2 separate regions of the Homo sapiens genome follow, and region 2 is linked to region 1. Evidence: read pairs that join two places in POLR2A ChIA-PET (ENCODE). Cell type or tissue: Caco-2. All regions are shown on one strand. Region 1 overlaps DOCK9 (dedicator of cytokinesis 9). Region 2 has its middle 22 kb from the start of DOCK9-DT.

Evidence for each region. ChIA-PET counts read pairs that join two places held together with the same protein. Peaks named below come from ENCODE experiments on the same cell type or tissue, not always from the same donor. Only the 100,000 strongest peaks of a DNase experiment are listed, where the experiment ranks them.
Region 2: POLR2A ChIA-PET joins it to region 1 with 9 read pairs; 2 of 35 experiments call an interaction of 5 or more read pairs at or near these places.

What each region holds. Positions count from the first base shown.
Region 1 is chr13:98,943,884-98,948,883 of GRCh38, forward strand. All of the region lies in intron 2 of DOCK9 (dedicator of cytokinesis 9), which reads right to left. Among named protein-coding and RNA genes, the nearest start is that of DOCK9, 32 kb to the right of the region's middle. In Caco-2, no CTCF peak of the experiment used is centred here; no DNase peak of the experiment used is centred here.
Region 2 is chr13:99,062,554-99,067,553 of GRCh38, forward strand. It overlaps a transcript of DOCK9 not described here. Among named protein-coding and RNA genes, the nearest start is that of DOCK9-DT, 22 kb to the right of the region's middle. RefSeq lists an enhancer at 4,210-5,000. In Caco-2, no CTCF peak of the experiment used is centred here; DNase peaks (open chromatin) are centred at 2,209, 2,507 and 4,938.

The DNA of each region.
Region 1 (5,000 bases):
CATAAATTTCCATCTGATTAAGCTACCCCTGACGGAAGATATCATCCTTAGTTCAAATCTTCCTCTATCCATGCCTGTTGATTACCTTTAATATCCTAAGACATATACACTAATCACATAGATAAAATTGTCCTTCTATGCCTCATTGGTTTGCAAATATGGTCTGCATTTATCCAATTCCACCAATTGTAGAATTTTACCATTCTCTCTGACATATTTAAAATGTCAGCTAAATGTTATTTTAAAAAGAAAAGAAGAATGTGACCTCTCATGGGGAACACAAACATACAATGATGGACTACTGGGTTCATCAATATCCTTCATTCAGGATAAGAGAATAACATCTTACATTTACTTGATGTATACAGGTGGTATTTCATACGTGTGTGCTCTCTTTCTTCTAGTTACATGTGTAGTTAATGTCAACTACCCACTTAATCCTAGGTTTTCCTGAGCACAATATGGAGCAAAAATCACGTCACAGTGTCCACTATATGAGAAAAAAAAAAAAAAAAAAAGCTACTACCCTCAGCAGGCTGAGGAAAAAAAAAATAAAGAAAATGATGAAATACTTTGTAAGCATAAAAATCAACACACTGATCTTGTACCCTAACTGTTTCAGCAGGAGGCATCATGGTTCCGCTGAGTTCTCTGGCTCCTGAGGGCACCATTACACTGTGTTCCATGTGTGTGTCCTGCTCCCGCATAACATGTTCAATCACATCCCCTACAGTCCTATGCCAGGGCACATGGGGACACAGCTGCCCACACACCCTCCCCTGCCTGTAACAGTTCATGGGGATGCAGAGGGATACCCTGGGAACAGCGAGGAAGGCGGGAGAACCCTTTGAGGTGCCAATCAGCTGAACCTCACTTAAGGACAGCGGGGTCATGACCAGATCATCCTCCTAGCCTATCAGGCCTCCACCTTCATTTAGAAAGGCTGGCACAAATACAAAGTTAATTATGCTTCCCCAATATGTTTCTGTGGTTGCTGATTTGGACTCAGGCATAGAAGATATTTTTCAGAAGCAGTTTTCATCTTTAACACTTCCTTCAGTTTAGGAAAATAACACTGAATTTGCACAGTCCAATGCTGATCTTCTTGAAGTTTGGTGAGCTAAGCAAGATGGTTTTAAACAAATTAAAGAACAAATGAATCAGTCAAGGAAACAATGATTCTAAATGTTTGTAAATCACTTCCTTTTCCTACAATATTTCTAATAAGAAAGCTTATAACATACATCTTCCAGGGACCTGGGAATCCAGCTCAAGCTTAAATGCTCAAAATAGCCACTTGAAGAGCTCTACCCTTAACTTCGTATTTCAATTTGATATTATATCTGATTGACGTTTAGTAGGCCTGGTAAGTGGGCTGAATGTACATCTACGATTTTCTGAATTTCTTCCAAATGATTTAATGCTTTGTTACATGCTGATTCTCCTCACCCAAGAGCCGTCTAAAGTCACTCCACCATGGTCCATGTTGTCACTACACCTTCCTCCCGTGAGCTCTCAGACACTGACATGTCCCTTCCCTGAGTGTGCCCTGGTACTCCTCAAACTACCCCACACCAAGTATTTTTGCTCTTTCCTCCTCTGGGCCCTCTAGTGTCTTCTTTTCCCAGTCCAGGGTCCACCTCCAAAGACTCTCCAGCCTTGACTCCCTGGGAGGTCATTTTAGGACCTTGGGTCACTCACTCTCACCTACATCCTGCCACCATCACAGCCATCCATCCTCTGCTTTCTCTTCTCTATTCCCAGGTGACTGACATTTCCAACAAGGCTAATTGTTTTCACTGAAATCTTAAGTGGAAAGACCCCCCTCTTGGTTGATAATTCATTTGTTTAATTCTACAAATATTTATTGAATATCTACCACTTGTTCTACATGCTTAAAAACTAAGATCCCTGCCTCCTGGAGTTTACATAAGAAGCAAGAACATATACCAGTGTGAGAGGCTGTTAAGAGACAGGGAGAGAAAAAAAGAAATCAGAGCAAGGTAGAGAGGACCAGCAAGGCCAAAGAGGGGTGGAGCTGTAGCAGTCAGCAACAGCCTCATTGCAAAGGTCAGATTTGGAAAAAGGTTTGCAGGGGGCAAGAGATAGCCAGGTAAAGAATTTCCAGGGACAGGATAGGTCCCAAGCCTCGCGGGGGAGACAGGAGCCCAAAGAGGCCAGTGTGGCTGCAGACAGACAGCGGATGGTGAGAGAGGCGGGCTGGGAGAAGGCCTGGGAGTAAATGGGAAACAAGATCACAGGGACCCTTGGGCCACTGTAAGGCCTTTGCTGGGGGATTCTGAACACAGGAATGATATCCTCTGACTCACTTTTTAAACAGTCTCTCTAGCTACACTGTTAGGACAGACTGGAAGAGGGCAAGGAGAGAACCCAGAAGACTTGAGAGGAGTCTCTCGCATTAATCCAGGTAAGAGGGACAGACAAAGGCTGTGGCGATGGTTCCAACAGGGGGAGAACAAGCTGGTGAGACTTGACTCCCCCTGCCACTCTCCATGGCCTGCTTTCCAAACCCTTACTCACCCAAGCTCCCCCTGCCCCAGGCCAGCCTGACATTAGCTCCCTCAGCACAATCTGCCGCTACACTTCTCAATACGCAATGCTCTCCTTCCATTTGGAGCTGGCAGTATTTCTCCTTCCTCAACTCCTCCTCTAAAAGACCCTCAATTCCCTCCCCAGAGACCCCATGCGGAACCCTGCTTCAAAACTCAGACCACATTATCCTATATCTTCGATCTCTTCTCCATGCCTGGGTTTCACCCTTCTCAGCTCATTCTTGCTTTCCCAATCCTGGTAAAACCTCCCGCAGACCTTGTCACTGCTCTGAGCCACTCTGATTTCTTCTTTCTGTTTCCAGCTTACTCTAACCTGTGTCTCCCCACTCACTTCTTTACCCCTTCCTGGTCACCAACTCCACAGCCCTTTCCTGGGACCTCCCTAGCCATGGAGAGACTGTCTGCCCTCTCTGCCTGCCTTCTTCCAACTCTTCTTCTCCATTTCCTGGTTCTTATCCTAACTTCTGTCTCTGCTTCCCCTGCTTTTTCCTAAATGAAGGCACTAGCCCAGGCTTCAGTCCGTCATGCTCTCGGCCCCTTTCATGCCTGTCTCACTTTTCTGTGGATGAGTCCAGATCTTCCTTTTTAAACACTTCTCTCAGGGCTGGACTTCTGCGTTTCCAGCCACTTCAAGAGCTGACAGCACTTGAGTGTTCCACTAAACTCTCAAATAATACTGCCACAGTAGATTCCCATGGGACTAGATTTATGTCATGACACTGGTCCTAGTCCCCTGCTTATTAAGACATACCTTTATCTCCTCTCCTAAGTTATGAGCATTTTGAAAGCAAGGATCCTAGCTTATCTTTATGATTCCAAGCACCTCACAAAGCTGAGTCCTTTCACAAGTCGTTTAAGAATAAACATAAGTTAAATAAATATACCCTTAAGCTCAGCTGATCAGTGCTACCTGAAAAGTAAGCTTTTCTTTTTAAGGACTATGTGATGATAATTAAAAAAAAAAATCAATCACTATTTCCTGTAAAAGGCATTACTTGAACTAGAATTAAAATTCTCATATCCTCAAGGTTTAGATGTGTCTATTCAGAATTTTTTTTTTTTTTTTTTTGAGACGGACTTTCACTCTCATTGCTTAGGCTGGGGTTGCAGTGGCACAATCTTGGCTCACTGTAACCTCCGCCTCCCGGGTTCAAGTGTCCTGCCTCATCCTCCCAAGTAGCTGGGATTACAGGCGCCCGCCACTACGCCCAGATAATTTTTGTATTTTTGGTAGAGACAGGGTTTCACCATGTTGGCCAGGCTGGTCTCAAACTCCTGACCTCAGGTAATCTGCCCGCCTCAGCCTCCCAAAGTGCTAGGATTACAGGCGTGAGCCACTGCACCCGGCCCAGAAATATAATTTATCCAGATTTTTCAGTTAGGTCTAAGCCTAGACATGAACTAATATCCCACAAACCACAATGTTCACAGAAAGTTACACTGTTGGCCACTGAATTCTTACTGATGAGAATTTTGAGGAATTTATGAAAAGAACACTTTTCAATAAAAAGCCAAAAACAAAGTATTGAGGGTTTTTTTCTTTTGGCTCTATATAAGAAAAGAGTGAGGACAAAACATCGTGAAAAATAAGTTTTTTTCTTTTCAAAAGGACAGATGGGAAATGAGATCAGGGACTTCCAGGCCTTTGTAAGCAGCAGGCACAGCTTCCTCTCCATGTCAGTGATTTGTAGATCATTATCAGTCTCATGTAAGTAGAAGAGGAAAAGAACCAGAGGAAAAATAAAACTCAGGATGTTATTGAAAGGGAAATAGAGTAACCACATTTTTCTGTACAATGCTGAGAACACTCTAGGATTCTCCTGTATTCAAACATTTCCAAAAAGTAAAATTTCTAGGATTGTCAATTTTGAATAATCTTTGACCTGCACTCCTATCCTTTCTTTTCAATTCTCTTGCTAAGACATTTATATAGGTAATACACCATGAATATCAGTGGGAAAAGCACCTAAGGACTCACTCCTCAACCTGATTTTGCAAACAGTTCTAAGGATGACAACAGTTTCCCACCCATAAATATAGCACAGAAATCCTATAACGAAATCCTATGCTTTTTAAAAATCATTATTTTAAATACATAAAACACAAAATATACCATCTTAACCATTTTTAAGTGTACAGTTCAATGGCATTAAGTACATTCTCATTTTTCAACCATCACCACCATCCATCTCCAAAACTCTTTTCATCTTTCCAACTGCGTCTCTGTTCCCATTGAACAATAACTCCCCATTGCTCCCCACCTCCATCCCTAGTAACCAGCATTCTACTTTCTGCCTCTAATGAATTTGATTCTTTAGGGACCTTACATAGGTGGAATTGAACAGTATTTGTCCTTCTGTCACTGGCTTATCCACTGAGCATAACCTCCTCAGGGTCCATCCATATTGTAACATGGGACAGGAGTTT
Region 2 (5,000 bases), 120 kb after region 1:
CTCCTGGCTTTTCTTAAAGACACGGAAAGAATGAGGGGCACTTGTCTGCATTCGCTCCCGCAAGCCTTCTACAACAGGATATCGCCATCCGCTGCCTGCTTTTCTGCTTTTTGTTCACTGCTCGTAACAGGAAAACTTGCTTTCCTGCTTTCTCAATACCAAATGGGTTACTCCTGCGAGGGAAAACATCCCTTCAGAATCCACCCCAGGGCTCCACAGAAGGCAAGAGAAACAAAAGCTGCACCATTCTCTCCCCAAATATTCCATTGGCAGGCAGCCCAGGACCGCGCCAGTTCAGTGGTTTAATATCCTGTCTCTTTGGCAGAAAAGGGAGAAAGAATTATGGAGCTGCCAGCCCAGGGTCCCCGAATCTACTCTCTACTACTCTGCGGGTGTTACCATTTGCTGGGCATCCATCATGACACCATCTTTTGAAGAAAGACAAACCAGCCACTGTCAGATAAGGGACCGAATTAGGAAAAGACCCATGTGAAGGTTCACGACTCAGAATACAAGAGGTCCAGGAAAGCCAGCAACAGAAAGAATCACTCTCTATGTCAGAATATTAGAGAAGGATTTAAGAAACAAAAGAAAAGAACCAACAGGAAGGCTTGTGCAGTAAGTCTAGACAGAGGCAAGGTAGAAAAGAACAGGGACAAACGAACGATGAAAAGCAAGCCTGGGTCATACTGAAAGATGTCGTGCTCTATTCATGGCTAGTGAGCCAAAATGACACTGCTGGTGACAGCCCTACGGCCCTACCCAGACTGTGGGGAACCCTTCCCAGCCTAGAAGGCCTCACCGAGCAGAGAATACACACATTCCTACCAAATGCTGGGGCTAGGCCTCACCTGGGTGTGGGTACCCAGGTGTCCAAACACCTTCCTCCACCCTGCGACTCCCACAAGTCACCGGACACCATGTCATCAGGGCTCCCTTTGCCTCGGGTGAGCATCCATATGCCTCCCAACCTGACACCCCTTGGTTTCTGGGGCCCAAACCAACCACTTCAACTGGAACATCCTCCAACTACCATCTTCACATACCTACAACAGGACCTCTCAAACCATGTGTGGTGAGGGTCCTCTTTCTCCTCCAAGCCACTGGGGACCAATACTTTTATAAAATACAAATAATCTTGACAATTACTAATAAATGAAATAAAAAACAAACCCATACAAAATATAAGCCCCAAATTTTTGCTAGATTCAACAGATTTAAAGTTACCCTGTCGATTTGTTAAAAGTTTCTAAACACGAATTCTCAACTTTTTTTTTTTTCCATTCATCTTCAAGCACAACTCATCTTGTCACAGGTCAGTTATAAACAGTTGACACACCAACCTGTCCGCAGGTTTCACGCTGAGGAGCACTCCCTCCCTTCCAACATGAAATGGAGGCTCAACACTTTCATAGCCTCACCTCCTACTATGCTTCTCTATTCTGAAGCCTTCTACTAAGACCTGTAGATCTTCTTCCATTTGAGGTAAACTCTCCTTTATCCTCCACCTTTTTCTCTCATCTTCTCTCTTCACCAGCTAGCTTTCTCCTGACCCTCACAGATGTCCTGGTCAAAGATGTAAATCAAGACTTAGGAATGAGTCACTGGAACAGAGGCAGTAGCTCAACTCTCTGAAAGTGAAAGGAGAACAGCAAGTCCCCATTTTCTATGGGATGGCCACAATAGGAAGCTGAAAGAGAAAATAATGAAACAGAGAGAAGGGTGCAAAGAAAGACTTATCATTATAACTGTTGTCACTATATTGATAAATAACAGGTGGCGGTGACAGTATTTGGATATCAAAGGAAGGTGGAGTTTCAAAGAGAAGAGAGAGATCTATGGTCACATGAAGCAAAGAAATCTAAGAGGAGGAAAACTGAGAACAGTTTTCCATCTATAATTTATCAATCCATGCAGTGACTGAGCTTTTATTTGGAAATATGAAAGAAGTTCACATCTAAAAATGAACCGGGGCCCCCATTGCACATTTATTTTCTCTCACCTGGAAAAAGTAAACGTGCAAAAAGGCATAACAAAATAAATTACCTAACTTTATATCCCCTCTCTAAATAACTATTTATGAGCTTACTATTTTTAAAGGCTTCTTTCATTTTTCCCTTCAAAGGGAAGCATGGAAAGGACATTCCTGAAAACTGATATGAAGTCAAAATGTCAGCTTTGAAGACAGTGGTGGAGAAGACAGCTGGTCGGGGGCCTCATGATTAAGCACACTGATTATGACTGAGTATTTTAAAGAGGACAAGATAAATGGTTTTTAAAGCTGTCTGTTCTACCCTAAACACTCTCTAAAAAATGAAGGCCCCCTAATAGCTCACTGCTAATCCATTCCTCTGCTGGTGGTTTATAAGGGGAGATGAGATTCTCATCTGTCTGCAATGGTTTATCTGAAATTATCTGAAAGCGAAGGACCAGATAAATTCTACACTCTTCTCAAGGCCTGTGTAACGGGCTGGATGTTCTCAGGTTTCTGCATCACCACACTCCCAGCACAGTCACGCACGGCTGAAACCTAAGGCTATAGTTAATGCCTCTTGCTTCTTGACCTCACCTGGCCAGGGAGCTCCAAGCTCACTGTGTGGAGAGAGGAAGGAGGATTATTAATCAAAATTCATTGAATAAATAAATGTCCTAATCTAATCAGGTTCAAATACACATCAGCTTAGTCCCAAAATACTTCTTACACATAACTTACACATTACTTTCTGCCCTCATTACCTGCTGCCTAAATTATGGCAAAAGTCTCCTGAGTAACACCTCAACCCCCAGCTTTCTAATCCCACCCAATCCCCAGCAACTAAGCTCTGACAACACAGTCACTGTATTCCCACAGCAAAGTTCTAATCTTGAGGCCTTCCAGCTCGAAAACCCACAACAAAGCATCAAGTCAACACTCCACAGCCTGGCCTTGTCTGCCTTCCTCACTCCCTGGGTGACCAGAATCTGTGTACCTCTAACCCTCCATACATGACACCAGACGCAACTACTCACTGTTTCCCAAGTACACGCCATGATTTCCTTCCTCAAGGCCTGTGCTCCTACGGGTCCCTCTATCTAGAATAATTTGTATCTCTCACATTTCCTTCATTACCCTTTTTCTGATTCCCTCCACTGGAGGTAATCTCTCTCCTGAGACCTCTTTAACGCTTTACTTATAACTCTCCAATGATACAATCTTCTATTAGGTATACATGAAGCTCATTTTGCAATCTTCTCTCTCCTATTAGTCAGTCGGCAAGATGGGACAGGATCTGTCTCACTCATCCTGATTCCTCAAAGCACCTAGCACAGTGCTTGGCACTCAACAAATGTGTTTGGACTCAACAAATGTGTTCACTTAATTGATGCATGTACGAAATTTAAAATTTATCAGTTCAGATATATGTGGGAAACAGTTTTCAAGCATCTATAAAATACATGTGCATGCTTATTTGTTTGCCAATCAAATAAATACTTGCTCATTTCTTTACCCAGGAGATTAACATGACCCACACACGTCCTGAATGGCATAAGTAAAAAAGATAAAACTAAACAAAGATCAAGGCTAACACAAGTGTACACATCTTTATCTAAGAACCAACTTTAGTACTTTAGCATGTTTCTTGGCACTCAAAAAGTGGTGTTTTTCTAGAAACAATGATCATTAGCCCCACTGCAAATCAGCAGAATGTCACCTTGTTTCCAAAAGCCCCCAAGCTAAGTATTCAGCATCTTTTACAATCACTAAAACCCAAGGAATGGTGCCATGCAAATTTGTGTTCTATGGAGCTTAAAAAAAGACTGAATTTTCTTTTCATGCCCAGTACACACAATCATTTCAGATTATTTTTAATCTAGAACTCCACAAAAACTGGTTTCATTTTCAATTCTAAGGAAAACTGGTTTCATTTTCAATTCTATATCAACTATGATAGACAAAGAACTATAATAGCATACTATGTTACTTAATATAAATTTAATATGTTAATATACTATATTATTTAACAAGCTTAACATGGCTTCTGGAGTTAATTAAGGACATCGTCAAGATCCAACTCCTTGCATATTTTGGGGATCTTTGCACCTATGGAGCGTATTCTAAATTCCAAGAGAAATAAATCTCTTAAATGCCCTGTTTTCCCTAGTTAGCTTAAAAGGAAATTACCTGCATATAGCTACAAAATGCTAATTTTAGGAGTCCTTAGGTTGTCAATAGCTACATTACCATAAAACTAAAAAGCCTCCCATCCCATCTCTCTAGCCTGTTCCTTGGAGTCCTGACCCACAATTCTCACTGCATGTATCTCATTCATGGTAATTTCTTCTGCCACTACCCAGAATCTTTACAAGAGAAATATCCTATCACTACTCCCATGAATAACAGCCATATTAAACATCCGGTTTCTGAATCTTGCAAAAGGAGTGTAATAGATAAGTAGGTCCCAGTATGTTTCTACTACCCAGAAGGCTGACTTCAGTCTTGACACCTTCCTACAAACTCCATCTGCACCGGTCACAACCTTCCTTCTTCCTTCCAGGAGCAAAATAGCCAAGCGGCAGAGGACCCTAAAAGAGGACCTCAACACCAAAGCTCCCTGGGTCCCATCTGTGTTCCTTTGTCCACTCCAGATTCCATGCTCCTTGAGGACAAGGATAGTGTCTTCACCAAATGTTTACCTTTCTTTAGTGTTTGTTGAGTCAATGAATCATGAGTGACAACCTGAGACCTACTCAATACTAAGGTATGAGAGCTTTAAAAACTTCTAACAGCACTGCATTTTTCTCTGCTAACATCATCATCAAGAACTCAAAAATGACTCAAGATCTGCTAAGATCCTCAACTAAAAGAGGACACTGAATCCTCTCCAAATTCCAGGGAAAGATGCCCTGGCCTGAGAATGTGGAAAAAGATCACAAGGGAAGCCTGCAGCAGAGAAGACTGGATTCCATCTGGCCTCTGCCCCTCCTCTCCCAAAGGTCACTGCAGATGGAAGTGAGCTCCA